Linked DNA regions of Homo sapiens: region 1 is linked to region 2. A link is an interaction called in ENCODE POLR2A ChIA-PET data of the cell type or tissue named here. Cell type or tissue: B cell. All regions are shown on one strand. Links, peaks and the distances in the headings refer to the core of each region. The heading gives the core; the rest is flanking DNA. Region 1 overlaps NCOA3 (nuclear receptor coactivator 3). Region 2 overlaps PREX1 (phosphatidylinositol-3,4,5-trisphosphate dependent Rac exchange factor 1).

Evidence for each region. Peaks named below come from ENCODE experiments on the same cell type or tissue, not always from the same donor. Only the 100,000 strongest peaks of a DNase experiment are listed, where the experiment ranks them.
Region 1: POLR2A ChIA-PET joins it to region 2 with 5 read pairs; 1 of 35 experiments calls an interaction of 5 or more read pairs at or near these places.

What each region holds. Positions count from the first base shown.
Region 1 is chr20:47,565,627-47,568,541 of GRCh38, reverse strand. The region is part of intron 1 of NCOA3 (nuclear receptor coactivator 3); the gene reads right to left. Among named protein-coding and RNA genes, the nearest start is that of NCOA3, 65 kb to the right of the region's middle. In B cell, for the core only: no CTCF peak of the experiment used is centred there; no DNase peak of the experiment used is centred there; H3K27ac peaks cover 1,114 bases.
Region 2 is chr20:48,763,685-48,766,599 of GRCh38, reverse strand. All of the region lies in intron 1 of PREX1 (phosphatidylinositol-3,4,5-trisphosphate dependent Rac exchange factor 1), which reads left to right. Among named protein-coding and RNA genes, the nearest start is that of PREX1, 63 kb to the left of the region's middle. RefSeq lists a silencer at 1,536-1,714. In B cell, for the core only: no CTCF peak of the experiment used is centred there; no DNase peak of the experiment used is centred there; H3K27ac peaks cover 834 bases.

The sequences.
Region 1 (2,915 bases), core at 105-2,604, 1.2 Mb after region 2:
TGGAGCTACCCACCAGGCCACAATAAAGTATTTTTTTAATTAAGGTATATACATTGTTTCTTTAGACATAATGCTACTGCACACTTAACAGAATGGAGTGTAAACATAACTTTTTATCTACTGGGAAACCAAAAAATTAGTGACTCATTTTATCACAATATTCATTTTATCACAATGGTCTGAGGTATGCCTGTATTTTTTTTTCTTCTACCATGTGAACTATTCCAAAGATAACAGAAAAAAAGTACAGACTTACAGTAGCTGCCTAGCTTCTTGCCACGGTCTGGCACAACGGAAGTGCCATCATTCCTCCCTGGTTTTATTCAAGTACCCAATGCATTCCTCACTTGTCAAGGAAAGTAAACTCAACTGGAGCCACAGCAGCTTGTTGCCTGGTCTTCTTCCAGGACCAATGCAGCTTCTGTGCCAAAAATAGAACTTGAAAGGAAATACTGACTATAAAACAAAAGCAAACAAAATAGTGGCCTGTATGTCTTCTTGCTCTGCCAGAGTTGTTTTTAACAAAAGACTTAAAAGCCACCAGGTATGGTGGCTCATGACTGTAATCCCAATCCTTTGTGAGGCTGGAGGAACACTTGAGGACAGGAGTTCAAGACCAGCCTGGGCAACACAGAAAGACCCCATCTCTACAAAAAGAAAGTAAAATAATTGGCCTGGCACGGTGGCTCACACCTGTAATCCCAGCACTTTGGGAGGCCAAGGTGGGTGGATCACCTGAGGTCAGGAGTTGGAGACCAGCCTGGCCAACATGGTGAAACCCCGTCTCTACTAAAAATACAAAATATTGGCCGGGCACGGTAGCATGTACCTGTAATCCCAGCTACTTGTGAGGCTGAGGCAAGAGAATCACTTGAACCCAGGAGGCAGAGGTTGCAGTGAGCCAAGATCATGCCACTGCACTCCAGTCTGGGCAACAACAATGAAACTCAGTCTCAAAAAAGAAAGAAAAGAATTAGCCAGGTGTGATGACATGAACCTTTACTCCCAACTACTTGGGAGGTTGAGGTGAGAGGATCACTTGAGCCCAGGAGTTCGAGGTTGAGTGAGCTGTGATTGCACCACTGCACTGCACTCTAGCCTGGGCCAATAGTATAACATCCTAGCTCTTTAAAAAAAAAAAAGAAAGAAAGAAAAGTACTCAAATATTTTATGTTACATCAAACAAAACAAAGTACAACCGAGTGCAGTGGCTCACACCTGTAATCCTAGCACTTTGGGAGGCCGAGGCGGGGGGATCACAAGGTCAAGAGATCAAGACCATCCTGACCAACATGGCGAAACTCCATCTCTACTAAAAATACAAAAATTAGCTGGGTGTGGTGGTGCACACCTGTAGTCCCAGCTACTCGGGAGGCTGAGGCAGGAGAATCGCTTGAACCCAGGAGGCAGAGGTTGCAGTGAGCTAAGATCACATCACTGCACTCCAGCCTGGTGACAGAGCAAGACTCCGTCTCAAAATACATACATACATACATACATACATACATACATACATACATACATACATAGTACTATACCATGTAAACTGTTAGTACTAATAGTACTTTTTTAAATTTCTTCTTTTTCTTTTTTGACAGTCTTGCTATGTTGCCCAGGCTGGCTTCCAACTCCTGGGCTCAAGCAATCTTCCTGCCTCAGTCTCCCAAGTACTCAGGACTACAGGTACACGCCACTCTACCCAGCTATGCTTACTCTTTAAAAAGCACATTAGGGCTAGGCGCAGTGGCTCATGCCTGTAATCTCAACACTGTGGGTGGCCAAGGTGGGTTAACTGCATGAGCTCAGGATTTCAAGACCAGCCTGGGCACACGGCAAAACCTGTCTCTGCAAAAAATACAAAAATTAGCTGGGCATGGTAGCACGTGCCTGTGGTCCCAGCTATTCTGGAGGCTGAGGTGAAAGGATCGCTTGAGCCCAGGAGGTTGAGGGTGCGGTGAGCTGAAATGGCACCACTGCACTCCAGCCTGGGAGACAGAGCAAGACCCTATCTCAAAAATAAATAAATAAGGTGATATAGATAAGGGGGAAGAAGAGGGAGAAGAAAGTAATTTCAGGTCTGGGAAGGGCTCTCCTAAGATACAACATTTAATCCAAGAGCTAAAAGGAACCAACCACACGACTGTTCCAGACAGATAGCGCTATATAATGGTGGATTTCATTATTCATGTTAATTATAGTTAATCAATTAACTATTTTATTATCATTATGTCCAATAGCCCCAAGCTTCTTCCAAATTCCAGCTTGGGACTCACACTGTAGACCAATGAGAACTGGGAACAAAAAGGGAGGGGTGGGAGAAGTCAGCCACAGTGGCTCACGCCTGTAATCCTAGCACTTTGGGAGGCCGAGGCAGGTGGATCACTTGAGGTCTGGAGTTCGAGACCAGCCTGGCCAACATGATGAAAGCCCATCTCTACTGAAAATACAAAAATTAGCCAGAAATCGCTTGAACCCGGGAGGCAGAGGTTGCAGTGAGCCAAGATCGTGCGACTGCACTCCAGCCTGGGCAACAGAGAGAAACTCAGCATCAAATAAAAAAAAATTTTTAAATGGTGGGAGAGGGAATGACATGCTTCATTTTTAAACTTAGGTTTAATGGTGTCAATGAAAGAACCATACAAAGCTAGTATACAACATCACTTTTAGGAAGTATAAGAAGTTAGTGGATGGTCATGGGAGTATTATCAAAAATAATGCTTGTTCCAATGGATCTGGAAGGAGGAAAAAAAGATTCAAATCCCAGCTGTCCTAATTACTAGCTATGTTACCCCACCTCCCTCCTCAGTTTCTTCCTTTTTTGGAACAGGGTTTCAGTCTGTCACCCAGGCTGAGGCTGGAGTGCAGTGGCATGACCAGAGCTCAAGGCAACCTCTGCCTCCCAGGGTGAAGTGATC
Region 2 (2,915 bases), core at 278-2,777:
CTTGAAGCAGCTGGCAGGAGGGAGATGAGTGTTGCAGGTGGAGGGAGCACCTGTGCTGAGGCCTGGGGGCAGGAGCAAGCTGGGTGTGTTTGGGGAACAGCTGAGGATCCTGGAGGCCGGTCTGGCTGCAGCACAGCTTGGAGGCTGAGGTCAGGTCCTGCAGAGCCCTTCTGGATGGGGTTCTCAGAGAAGCGGGGAGCGGCTGATGGGCTGGGCAGGGCAGTGGGTGACCACATTTGCCTTTTGTGACGATCCCTTTGTGTCACTCCACCCAGGGATGCCTAAGTGATCTAGGCCAGTGGTCCCCAGCCGTTTTGGCACCAGGGACGGGTTTCCTGGAAGACATTTTTTTCCACGGACCTAGGGGTGGGGAAGGGATGGTTTCAGGATGATTCAAACACATTACATTTGTTGTATACTTTGTTTCTATTATTATTACATTGTAACATATAATGAAATAATTATGCAACTCACCATAATGTAGAATCAGTGGGAACCCTGAGCTTGTTTTCCTGCAACTAGACAGTCCCATCTGGGGGTGATGGGAGACAGTGACAGATCATCAGGCATTAGATTCTCGTAAGGAGGGTGCAACCTAGATCCCCGGCATGGGTGGTTTGCAGTAGGGTTTGTGCTCCTATGAGAATCTGATGCTGCTGCTGATGTGACAGGAGGCGGAGCTCAGGTGGTCATGCGGGCAATGGGGATGGCTCTAAATACAGATGAAGCTTTGCTTCTTGCCTGCTGCTCACCTCCTGCTGTGTGGCCCGGTTCCTAACAGCCCACGGCCCAGGGATTGGGGACGCTGATTTAGGCCTCCCAACTCCTGGTCTTCCCACGAGGCTACACTATTCTCCTTCCCCTAATTAAATTCTCCCAATTTTTGAACTGAAGAAGCAGTATAGCCCCATGGGAAAGAGACTTGGCTCTGAAGCCCCTGGGGCCTGCACTTAGGTCTGGCTCCGTCCTCCTCCTCTGCATGACTTTGAGCAAATAACTCTGTTCCTTGTCTGTGAAATGGGGGTGTAGGAGTCGCTTCCTCCTGTACCCCTGGCATTGGCATGCAGTAAGCACTTAATATGTGTTGCAGCTGGTTGTCGTGTCCACGTTTCATTGGAAATGCAGGCATTATCTAGTTCTGACAGCTTAGTATCCCAAGGTTTCCCTTATCTGATCTTTCTAAATGGCTTCTTGCTTTCTAAACTCAGGAACTGAATAGATCTGAATAGTGAAAGATACTTGATGTTGCTGTAATTATTATAGTAATTACTGTTATTAGACCATCTGTCCTTAATGAATATTTGTTTGTAGATACTTTTGTGGGTGGGGAAAGAAAGCATTTTGCAGCTTACTAAACATATGCCAAACAATGTATGAAATGTATAGCTAGACTGTATGATAATATCTGTTTTGTAGTAATCATAATAACAGAGTATTAGGATTGTGTTTGGCCGTGATTCATGGAGATACAACAGGTTTGCTTTTCTTTCGTGTACATGTTTCGAGCTAGCAGTCGTATTAGTTTCTTGTGCCTTTAAACAGCACAGATTTATTATCTTACACTTCTGGAGGTCAGGAGTCTGAACTGGGTCTTACGGGGCTGAAATCAAGGTGCCAGCAGGGCTGTGCTCCTGGGGGGTCTGGGGAGAATCCGTTTCCTTGCCTTTTCCAGCTTCCAGAGGCCCCTGCATTCCTTGGCTTGTGGCCTCGTCCATCTCCCAGCCAGCAGCATAGCGTCTTCTGGTCTTCCTCTGACCCCTGGCACTCACTCTCCTACCTCCCTCTTTTTCTTTCTTTCTTTCTTTTTTTTTTTTTTTTGAGAAAGAGTCTTGCTCTGTCTCCCAGGTTGGAGTGTAGTGGCGCTATCTTGGCTCACTGCAACCACTGCTTCCCGTGTTCAAGCAATTCTCACGCCTCAGCCTTCCAAGAGCTGGGACCACAGGTGTGCACCACCACATCTGGCTAATTTTTTAATTTTTACTAGAGATTGGGTTTTGGTATGTTGGCCAGGCTGGTCTCAAAATCCTGACCTCAAGTGATCCACCCACCTCGGCCTCCCAAAGTGCTGGGATTATAGGCTTCAGCCATCGTGCCTAGCCCCTCTTTTCCTTTTAAGGATCCTTGTGATTATGTTGGGCCCACCTCAATGCTATTGATAATCCCCCCCTTTCCAAGATCCTTACCTTAATCACATCTGCAGAGTCCCTTTTGCCATGGAAGGTGGTGTATTCACAGGTTCCGTGGATTAGTATGTGGACGTCTTTGAGGGATTATTGTTCAGCCCACCACAATGGTCAAGGGCTGTTGGGGCCTCTCTGAGAGTCCTCTGATGTCTGCAAGCTCTGGGTCCTTTCTGTCCTGCAAGTTCTCCCTCCTTTCACGTTGGATCAGAAGGCCTGGCACTGTATTGGGCTCCAGGGACAGAAGTTTCTTCCCTTGTGGAGCTTGGGGGTCACAACTTTAATGATGTGGCCCCATCACTAGTGGGAAGTGAGTGGCTGGTCAGGGAAGCTGAGATCGCAAGAGAGGGTTAGAGTGGATGTGGCAGAAAGTCAGAGCCTGGACTCTGATGGCCCCGAGGTCAGAGGCCAGCTTTGTCTGCTTAGCTGCATGCTCTGAGGCTGCCGCGTCAGCCACTGAGAACCTCGGTCTCCTTTTTCGTAAAATGGAGATGAGATTGTCTAGGATGAGGCAATCGTGGGAAGCATTGGGTACATAGTTGACACTCCCTAAACTGAAGACCCCAAGCTGCAGCCAAGCAGCCAGTGTCTGTACTCCTAAGACTGGCCCTTCTGCTGCCAGAATTCCCTCCCTGGGGCCGAGCAGGCTCTGGGAAAAATCAATGGGAGGAAACCTCCATGGCTGCACCTCCCTCACTGAGGCCTGGGCCCTGAATGCCACTATTTTTACATTCT